Regions from separate parts of the Homo sapiens genome. Here region 1 is linked to region 2. A link is a loop called in an ENCODE intact Hi-C map of the cell type or tissue named here. Cell type or tissue: GM12878. All regions are shown on one strand. Links, peaks and the distances in the headings refer to the core of each region. The heading gives the core; the rest is flanking DNA. Region 1 holds the start of EMX1 (empty spiracles homeobox 1). Region 2 overlaps SFXN5 (sideroflexin 5).

Evidence for each region. Peaks named below come from ENCODE experiments on the same cell type or tissue, not always from the same donor. Only the 100,000 strongest peaks of a DNase experiment are listed, where the experiment ranks them.
Region 1: it touches region 2 in a loop (5-fold over the local background); 2 of 110 quality-filtered maps call a loop at or near these places.

Annotation. Positions count from the first base shown.
Region 1 is chr2:72,912,983-72,918,348 of GRCh38, reverse strand. EMX1 (empty spiracles homeobox 1) reads right to left here and starts at 830. Exons shown (of 3, transcript NM_004097.3): 1 at 1-830. The coding sequence starts at 496. RefSeq lists silencers at 425-544, 615-1,034, 2,175-2,344 and enhancers at 849-1,465, 1,466-2,083. In GM12878, for the core only: no CTCF peak of the experiment used is centred there; a DNase peak (open chromatin) is centred at 2,077; H3K4me3 peaks cover 2,014 bases; H3K27ac peaks cover 538 bases; H3K27me3 peaks cover 352 bases.
Region 2 is chr2:72,971,312-72,976,677 of GRCh38, reverse strand. SFXN5 (sideroflexin 5) reads left to right here. Exons shown (of 14, transcript NM_144579.3): 11 at 4,993-5,108. Among named protein-coding and RNA genes, the nearest start is that of EMX1, 56 kb to the right of the region's middle. In GM12878, for the core only: a CTCF peak has its summit at 2,880 (motif pointing right); a DNase peak (open chromatin) is centred at 2,865.

The DNA.
Region 1 (5,366 bases), core at 128-5,127, 58 kb after region 2:
GGTTCCGCAGGACCCAGGGGTAGAAATGGAGAGGGTCCCGGTGCTGGGCGCCGAAGAAGGAGTGCGGGGGCTGCAGCGGGGAGGCGCCCAGCTGGTGCGCCGGATGCACGGTCAGCGCGGGGTGGTTCATGGCCTCGGGGAACACGAGCTCGGGCCCACCGTAGAGCGAGCGGCCCGCGCCCGCGGCGGCCGCGGCAGGGAAGCCACTCACGAAGGCCGCCTCGGCCGCGCTGGGGTGAGGGTAGTTGAGCGCCGTGGGCCGGAGCGGTTCCTCGGAGGCGGCCGCCGCCAGGAGATGGGAGCCCGCGCCCCCGCCGCCAGTGCCCCCGCCGGTGCCGCCGTCCTTGGCCACCAAGGACTCTATGGTAAAGCCGCGCTTGGCCGCGGGCTGGAACATGGTCGCAGCCGCGGGAGCTGTGCGAGGCAGCCGGGCTCTGGGGAGCGCTCCGCGTCCTGGCGCCGCCGCCTTGCGGGGTGTGCACCCAGCCAGGCACATGCACACCCGCCCGCACCCCTCACCTCCCCCGCCCGCCCGCTCGCGCTCGGCCCCCGCGGGCGAGCCAGGCGCGGAGCGGCGAGGGGTGTGTGAGCGAGCGACCGCGGGGTCCGGCCACAGCGTACGGCCAGGCGCGGCGGCTGCTGCGGCGGAGCGGGCAGCTCCAGGCGCCCGCACAGGCGCGGGCTCCGTGCTAGGCTGCGAGCTGCCAGTAAGGCCCGAGGGTTGAGCTCGTCTCCCTCCTTTCGGAGTCCCGCTGGGACCGACCCCAGCCCCCGGTGTCCCCGCACTGCCCTGCCCAGCCCCGGCCGCCCAGCGCTGCGAGGCGCGAGTTAGCGGGCACCTGCCCCGCGCTCGCCCATTGGCCGCCGCTCACCTGCCCCAAGGTGGGGGGCGGGGCGGGGCGGGGCGAGGGACGGCGGGTGGGGAGGGAGCCCGCAGTCGGAGGCAAAAGCCGGACTGGAGCCTTCGCGGGGAGATCCAGGCCTCCTCCTCCCCTCGCCACTGGCTTCTCCTCGCGACTCCGCCCTTTAGCTGAGTCTGGTGGCCGTGCCGCCGTCTCAACCCACGCGGGAGCCGAAGAAGGCGTCCGAAGGGCTTGGGGCTAAACTCCAACCCTCCCCTCCCCGGTGTGTAGCTCAGCCTAACTCTCCCATTCGTCCCGGGATGTCGTTTCAGTTCTCAGAGAACTTGGATCCGAGCGGAGGGTGGATGTTTGGGGTCCAACACATTGGTTTTCCCGAAAACCAGCTCTCTGCCCCCCTGCTCTCCGGGACTCTCCCACTCACCCACCATCGGCCTCCTGGGCCGCGGTCTGAAGCTGCGACCTTGTTCCTGAGGTTTCGCGTTTTCTGGATGTCACGGGGGACAGCTCTGGAAAGGGGACGCTCACTCCCTTCACAAGGGGCCAGGCGGGGCACTGCGCGGGAGAAGCCGCCGGAGCGGTCCCACTGCCACCCTCCAGCTGTTCGCGGGGCTGGAAGCAGCTCCAGTGCCCAGACACGGTGCCGCGACCGGCTTGGACCAGGACGGCGGGCCTCGGCACTGGGAGATCCACCCCCTCGCCTTCTCTGAGGCTCTGGGGGCTCAAGTGTCGGCGGGCCGGACCAGGTCAGGGCCTCGGAGACACTGTGGCTTAAATTGAAGCTGGCCAAGTAGCCCGAGCCCATCTCAAGAGAACACGCCAGCCGTCAGGACACGCAGAAGCAGCCTGACCTCCCTCGACCTTCACCTTCCACCCGCGACCGCGGAACCGCGGACGACTCTGCTCCGGCCAGTTTTTCCGTACGGCGGACGAATTCCCCGGGGGCAGTTCTCACGACAGGCTGTGAGAGCCGGGACTCCCCAAACTTTCCCACCCCACCTTCGAGGCCGCAGAAAGGCGCCGCTCCGAGGCCTAGGAGGGCGCGGGCGGCGGTGGGGAGGCTGGGACCTGGACCTTGCCGGCGCACTGCGGAGAGGGAGCCGCAGAGAGTTCCGCTTCCTCGCCGCTGCCGGGGTCCATTCTAGCGGCCTGAGCGCTGCCTGGGCGCGCAGATCTGGGTTGGGCCTCCTGACGCCCCAAGGCCACGGGGTCCGTGCGCCGCGCAACTCTGCGGGGACTCCAGGCCGGGTCTTGGCAGCGGCCCGCCTGAGCGCCGGGAGCCGTGGTTTGGAGAGCGCTCAGGGCGCCCCGGCCGCCACAAAGCGGGTTAAAGTCTATTTTCCACTCGACTGCTCCGAAAAGCCCCCGCGCGCCGACGCCGTTCCGGCCCCCTTGGGCGAGGTGGGGAGGGGCGGCCAGGGGTGGGGAGGCGAGGCGGCCGCACCCAGCACTCCTCCGCGTCCTGGGAACCCCGGGGCCTGGCACGGCTGAGACACCGCAGAGGCGCCTTCGGAAGGAATGATGGAATCCGTGGGGAGCGCGGGTTCTCGCTGGCCTCTCCGGAGATTTCCAGCTTTCTGTGATGGTCTTTTCCTCTCGTTTGTGTCTCAGGCTCTTTATTTTCCCCCTCTCCTGTCTCCCGGCTCCCCTACCTCCCGACTTTTCCTCCTCTGATTTCTTCCCCCTCCTCCTTTTCCCCACCCTCAGTCTGGGAAAAGTGGAAGCGCCGCCGAGGGGGGGACCAGGACCCGACCAGGCCGTATCTCTAAGGGGGCGGGGGTGCGGAGCTGGGCAGAGGTACAGAAGGAGATTTTCGTTCCATATGGAAGGAGACAACGACGGGATTTTGTTGGAACAAGGTTCCCACAGGGATGCGGGTTCAGTTGGGTAAACGTTGCCTGGGCCTGTGCTCTGCGGTGACAGAGCAAGTGCTGGGGGCTGAGACAAGACAGGAGCCCAGCAAGCTGAACCCGGCCCGAGGGCCTTGCGCTCCTAGCCTGGTAATGAATCCCACCCGTTCTGTCGCAGACCCCCACCGAGAGGCTGGCCAGGGGCCACGAACTTGTTTAACTGGGCAGGTAGAGAAGCTTGGAATCTACCGACCGTCCTAGACTTGCATCTACACTGGCCACCTCCTTTCATTCGTGTGGCTCTGGGTATACTTGTTCATATCTAAATCAATAGACCTTTTATTACACCACCTTCCCTTGTGAGGCATTCAAATGCTGACATTTCTACTCGGGAGGCTGAGACAGGAAGATCTCTCGAGCCCAGGAGGTCGAGGCTGCAGTGAGCCGTGATCATACCGCTGCACTCCAGCCTGGGCGATACAGGGAGATCCCATCTCTAAAACAAACAACAAAAAACGTTGACATCCAGCTGTCTGTCATTAACTCCACTTTACAGATGAAGAAACAGCGGAGGATCAGTAACTTGAGTCTGGTCACCGTCTTGGTTGGGCTGGGACAGCCCCGGGGTCCCAGCCTGGCCTAGCTTCCACTCCCATTCCATCCCTGTGAGGATGCAGTCGCAGACTTCCCGGGGGAGGGGGAGGGGGTGCTGGAATGCGCTGGGTGATAGGAGTTCCGTTTTCGTCCTCCCTCACCTTTTCCTCTCCCAGCGCCCCTTTCTGTCAGCTTCCTCTCCAGTAATTCCCTAATTTTCTTCCTTTTCTTCCATAGCTCTGCTTATCTTTATCCCTTGGCCAGTTTCCTCTATTTTCACTCCTCTTAGGACCTATTCTCTTGTCGTTTCCTCTGCAGCAAGTTAAGAGAAGAATTTGTCACCCTCAGGGGGTCTCTAAGCCTGCCTCTGTGTACTGGATTCAGTATCAGTGCCCCCACCCCCACCCCAATCTTCTCCTGTGCCATCTCCCCTGCCCTGTTCCTCCCAGACTCTCATACTGCTCCCTCTACCACCATCCCCCACAACTGATCGTATACACAAATACTTCCCCTCTTCACCACTGGACAGCTGCCCATCTTAACCAAAACCCGTTCCCCCCACCACCTTCTGCTCCCTGCCCTTCGTTTCCTCCCACCCAAGCTGCTGAGCTCTGCCAGAGACTGGAGGCTCTTCACGCTGGAGTCCACTACATCCCACCCATCTTCAGGCTGCTTACCTTTCACTTTGCCCCTGTCCAGCCTCCCACCAGTTTCCTGGAGGTCCCATCTCCTGCAACCCGGAGCCTCACTTTTTGGAGAATAGCCCGATGCCTCCCAGGCTGATACAGCCTAGCCTACCTGTTCTGGCTCTGGCCCCACATTAACGTTTTCCCTCCCTCTCTCTATTTCTGGAATAACCTGGCCCCAAATCCAGACTCTCCTATTTATTAGTGGTGAGCCCTGGGCCAATTATTTTGCCTCAGCTTGCGTATCTGTGAAATTGCAAGCGTTATACGGGACCTCTGTGAGGAGTAAATGAGATAACATATGTGGTGCACTGGATCAATGTCAGACTCCAAAGAGCACTCAGTACAAGTTATTGTCTCTGCCTTTGTCCATGCGGAGAACTTGGGAATCACCTCAAAGCATCACTCTCTCATCCTCCACATCCAATCAGTGGCTCAGTCATCCAGTGATGTAATCCTCAAGTCTATATCCTCTTCCTTTTGCTTCTTTGCTGGCTAACTTCGTTCTTAAAACTCAGTTCATCTCCCTGGGAAGCCCTCCACCCCATTCTTTCATAGCATTCACCTGCGATGGGGGTTGTGTGTGTCTCCATCTGTCTCCCTCACAAGGCCATGACTCCCTGCTCCCTCTAGCTGGGAAGCTGCTATGTACATCTCGCCACCAGCACAAGCCAGGCAATGTTTCTCCAACAGAGATCTTGTGAGAATTTGGACCAGCCACACCCCCAGCCATCTCTCTTTCACCTTTCACCTCCTTCTTTCCTATTCAGCCTGACTTCATCTTTATGTCTCCTTGCCTTACAAAGAGTTTTCTGTCCTCATGTTTCTCTCAGTCTTTTGACTTGTCTTTTTCACCACAAAATTTCTTGAATGATTTTTAGTCTCTCTCCAATTCTCTCACTTGCCCTCTATCCAAGCCTTTGCAACCAGACTTGGATGCCCATCATATTAGGAAAATGGCTTTTGCAAAAGCTCCAAACATTTCATTATGGTATGAGGACAAGGGCAAGCAACACGTGCTTGTGGAGAGCACAATAAGTTCAACCTCATGGAGTTATTGAGACCTAATGAGTTATAATCTCCACCTGATGAACTTGGAGCAGTGCCTGGAACATAGTAGGCTTTTGATAAATATTAACTGCTATTATTTCATAGAGCCGTGCTAGGAGCCAAATGCGGTAATGTGGTGCTTGAGAAGTGGATGGCCCAAACAGAGATGTTCTGTAAATGTGAATATCCACTGCATTTAGTGTTAAACAGGCTTAGTGCTAAAACATTTAAAATATTAATATTTTTATATCGATTACACATAGTAATGGATATATTGAGTAAAATGAAATATCTTAAGAAGATTATTTTATCTATTTCTTTCTACT
Region 2 (5,366 bases), core at 117-5,116:
AGTTGGAGTCTAAGCCTCCTTCACATTTTCTTGTTCTTTTTTGGGCATTGGTTGTTAAACACAGCATCGTGGCCACCACTGCTTTTTGTAGTCCTGCTTCTAATCTCCACTCCTTTAGCCTGTTTAAGATGAATAGTATAATTTCAAAGCATATAAAAGAATATTGGGAATTTTTGTTTGCATTTCTGATTTGGTTATACTTAGGTCTCATATTTGTTCTTTACTTGAAGAAAAAAAATATTCCTGAAATTAATCAGCTTCTTTAGGAAGCCGACATGTTGTAGGTACCTAAGTGTGGGACCCATGACTAGGTTACGTCAATCCCTGCTGGCTTTAAAATGTGTGTGATCTTCTTCAAGAAGTTTGGCAGTTTTTTTTTTTACTTTTTGGGTAAATGAAACATGATTATATTCTCACTGTAAAAATTTAAATATTATAGAAAATTCTGGTGTAAAAAAGTGGAAGTCTTTCAACAACCCCTAATTCTCAAATTGAATTCCTTTCCCCAAGCAGACCACTCTGTGAGCTGTGAACCTTCCAAAACATTACCTGTGGATTTATGCACACATATATGTGCATATGCCAATTACAGGGTTTTACATACAGTAAATCATCATGTACATACTCAGTAGCTTTTTTCACATAACAGTTTGTTTTGGAGATCTTCCCATGTGAGTTCCCTAATGGTGGACATTTAGGTTGTTTCTAATTATTTGCTCTTACAAACAGTGCTATAATTAACATCCTTGTAAATGTCTCTTTGTGCATATGGGCAAGCATTTCTTTAGGGTAGCTATCTATGGTTTGGCAATTTCTACTGTCTTTAATTGCATTGCCTGGTATCTGGCAGACGATCTTCTGCATGTACAATAACTTTTCATGTCCGTGCTCCATTATAGTGTAAGTTTTAGAAAGATGTTTTAGGCAACAATTAGGAATCTAAGTTTAAGTTCAAATTCTGTATGGATTGCTGTGGTCAGCTGAGGTGACACTTGAATGAATGGATACCTGTACACATGGCTGCATTCACACATGTACAGGCAATTGTGTTGAGTAGCAGGTAAGATTCCCTTCTCTGACGACTTTCATTGTAAGGCACATTATGATTTTTAAAACATTAAAATATGGGAAGGTGCATCGTAGAATTGAGGAGTTATGGTAGTTTATTTTCCCCAAATCAGTAGCCCATTGCTGCATGTCTGTGTTTAAATGGTCCTTTCCCTGTGAGTTGATAGAACTGCTTTACTACCAATTAATTTCCCTGACAGATGGGTGAGTTGCAGGACTAGTGTACTGCATTGATCTGCTTGTCTATTCCTGCCCTAGTTCAGGGGCAGGCTCCCCCATGATCTTCTTTTGGAGAACTTTCTTGCACATTTGTCTTTCTGTCTACTGCTCTTTCTTCCTCCCCACACTGCCCCTTTTACACCGGGTGCTTCATTAGCTTTTCACAATCTGCATGATTTTGCATCGCAATGGGTCGGATGTGAGAACATCTGCAGCAGGCAAGAGCAAATTCTCTTCAGGACTTAACACTGAGCTTGCCATCATCAAGAAGCAAAGTCTTTCTCTCTCCTTCTCTTTCTCTCTCTCATTCCTTGACATCTCCCACATTGCTGCTCAAACATCAGTTATGCCTGAGTCTTGAATGGTGTCAATCTGAGTTGAAAATGTGCCAGCTTTCTTAACATCATCACTAACAGGCTGCTTAATTAACCTGCTGATACCATCAATAATAGATCTTGCTGGTGTGTTGGAGAGGAGACCTGTGCCCCAGGGTTGTGCATGTTCTTGTTCTCTCTGTCTCTGTTTTTTTTTTTTTCTCTCTCTCTCTCTATCATTTGCTTAGGCTCTCAGTGTCCCTGTCACAGGAGCCGGACTTGCCAGGAGTGGGATGGGAAGGATCAGGGACAGTTTGAAAAGGATATGGCAGAATTGAAAGTTTGGGATGAGCTCATGGAAATGAAATCACTGTAACAGGCTGGCATTCCCACTGCCCAAGGGCATGGATGGCTGGTAGCCTCTGCATACGGCAGGTGCTCAATAAAGGCCAACCAATGTACACAGTCAACAGAAGAGATTGCAGGTCATGTGCCATCTGTGTAGGCTGTAAGAATTGCCGGTTTCAAGGGAGGAGCCTGGGGAGGGGGCAGGTACCATCATTCTGAGATGACTTTTAGGGTTTTCTCTGTTTTTTTTCCATTCAGGCAGCTTCAGAATTGTCCTGGAGGGGCTGGATGAGGGGAAGGAGGCTGGGTTTTCACTTCCTTTCATGCTTCATCTTTCATCTCAGTGGTTTTGTGTTTGAACCAAAGCTGTCCTGCTCGCCGCATGTTTAATGTTTGGAGATTACAGGGAGAGAGTGAGATGCCACCGTGAGTCAGGGCTGGTCCACTACCACCTCCAGATCCACACTCTCTCTTCTGTTTGTCTCCCCTATGCATACACACACAAAATGGGGGCTGGAGACATTTCAGCTGTCCCCACTTTCCCCTGACTTGGCATGGGCACAGGTGCAGAGGCTGACATTTTGTGTGAGCTCAGCCAGCACCCAGAAATCCCATGGAGACCCTACATTCTGCCCCTCCTTTTATGCCCGGAGAAGCCAAGGTGGGGTTGGGTGGCAATGGCTCAAGTCCCCAGAGTGAGCTGGTAGCTCCTGACTTTAGCAGGATGCTCGTCTCCTGGACCACATTCCTGTAACTTTGCCTTTCTGGGAGTGGCGGTGGTGGTGGTATGGTGGACAGCGTCATCAGAGGGCTAGGATTGATGCCTTTCAGGGCAGAAAACCCCACTGTCCTCTCAACGGTTTTCTTAGGTCTCCTGGGAACCGAAAGCCTGGCAGCTCCAAGGGCATGGGGGATGCATAGCCTCCCTAAGGCCACTAGAGGGCATGTCACTAACACAGAGGCCAGGTGGCTGCTTCCCAAGGCTACCCTGGGGGACCCTTCTGGGCCCTGAGCCCTGGGCGCCTGGGGCTGAGGCGGGAGAGATATGGAGCCAGAATTGGAACCCAAGCCCGATGGCCCCAAACCCAGGCTCCCATCCCCTCCTGGTCATGCCCTGCTAACCAGATCTCCTTTACCTTGGATTCAGCTTCCTAATTCTGTCTGTCACTGACTGTGGTGAAAACAAGGGTTTCTCAGTGTCAGCAATGTTGACATATTTGGGGGCCAGATGATCCTTTGGTGGGGGGACTGTCCTGTGCCTTGCGAGATGTTTAGCAGCACCTCTGGCCTCTATCCACCAGATGCCTGCAGCAACCCCTGACCCCTAGATCACAATCACTGAAAATGCCCTCAAACATGGCCAAATGCCCCACAGAACCGCCCCTGGCAGAGAGCGGCTGTTTAGGGCAGGTGAGCATGCCTGTTGTGGGGCAGGAGAGCCCGGGACACAGAGGGACTGCCCATGGTTTCCACTGCACTGAGCGTCGGTGGAAGCAGGAGAGATGCTCGAAGATGGTGTGTGTGCTCTAAATACATTTTAGAACTGTATTTGGCCTCCTGCTTTTCTTCTCCAAAGACTGCAGAGTCTCTCGGTCTTCCCCTGTTTATTCCACCTCCCCATTTTAATGAAACAGGCGACTGAGGCCCCAGGGGTCTCAAGCCACACCTCACCCACAGAACCCTGTGCCCCAGCTGTGAGCACCCTGGACCACTCGTTGGCTCAGGCCCCAGGAGCATCTGTGGTCTCCCTCCCACTCCGCCTGCCCACTAGGCCCCGCCACCCTCCAGCTCCCCAAACCCTGGTGGCCCCCCCCACTGGAAGGAGGGGGAAGCAGCAGGTGTTGATGCTAATCAGCGTTCACAGCCCAGAACTGCAGTCGCTCCCAGGCTCACACACTCCCCAAAATTAAACACTCATTATACAAAATTAATTGACATTAATTAGCAAAAATTAAAACTTTAAACACAGCAAGGCGCTTTGGGGGGAGGAGTGAAGCAGGCAGACTCTGCATTTGTCACCCCCCACTCCCCACCTGCCCACCCCTCCCAGGTCCCCCCACTTCCATCCTGCAGCGGGGCTGGGAGAGTTCAGGCGGGGTCAACACCCACACTGCACTGGGCCACGGGGCCTGGCCCAGTCATGTGAGTCCCAGGATGGGGGAGCAGAAAGAGGATCCCTGAGCTAGTTGCCAGCTAATGGGTGGCCCCAGACTTCAACAACCAGTGCTTCACTAAGGAGCCGGGAACCCTCCCCTTAGCCCAGGTTCCCAAGATCTCAGATGGCAGAGGGGCCTAGCCAAAGGCAGGCACTCAGCCATAGGAAGCAAGAATGGAGAAGGTCTGCCCTTAACTCAGCCCGCTGCTCCTGCCCCAACCCTCTTGCCCCCTGAGTATTCAGAGGCAGAGGCACTGTAGCCTTTCTGCTCTGTCCCACTCTGCTGTGTGACCTCAGATAAGTCACTCCTCTTCTCTGAGCCTCAGTCTTCCATCCATATGATGAGGGGGTGGTGCTGGGTGAACACTGAGGTTTCTGCCTCTCTGGCACCTGCTGTCAGGGAGGCAAATTTCTGGGAACTTGATTTGCTCAGAGACAGGAGGGGCTGGATGTTGGACCGACAGTTTAAGAGGATAGGGCAGCGCAAGGGCCCCAGTGATGGTGGAACATCAGGCCTCGGGGTCAGGGGGGATGCGACTTCAGGTCAGAGAGCCCTCCCAGATGGACACCCACTTTGCCTGCCTAGTGGGCTTGCCCTGGAGGAGAGGAAAGCAGCCCCTCGGTAAGTGGCCGCTCTCTGAGGCCAGAACGGGTGTCCTCCCTGATACCTGTTCTTTTCCACTTTCACTTACCAGGTTCCCAAGGGCCCCCAGATCCCTCACCAGGCTGATAGGCAGATGGACAACAGAACCACCCCTTCCCTAACCTTTGCCCATGCATTTGAACACAGAACCCCAAGGCTTGCGTAGGAAGGAGTGTAGTGACCTCCCTCCAGGTGGAATGCCATCTTCCTCCTCATCCTGCTCTCTGCATCCCCTCTCTCTGCAGCCAGTGCCAATATCTGCAATGTGGTCCTGATGCGGTACGGGGAGCTGGAGGAAGGGATTGATGTCCTGGACAGCGATGGCAACCTCGTGGGCTCCTCCAAGATCGCAGCCCGACACGTGGGTCTGGGGGTTCGCAGGGTTGGGGAGGCCAGCAACAGGGGAGGGGAGTGGTTTTCCTTTAGCGTGTGTCTTCCACAGGCTTCTATCCAGGGTACCCTTATTTTGGCATCTTGATGTCTCCTCCTCACCCCACCCCCACCTCCAATCTGCATGAGTCTGGGCCTCTGGCCTCCCGCATGTTCCCCTGGACATGGTCTCACTGCTGTGAAAAGTTCCTGTCTCTTATCGCAGCCCCTCAGGACCCAGCTTCTTGCT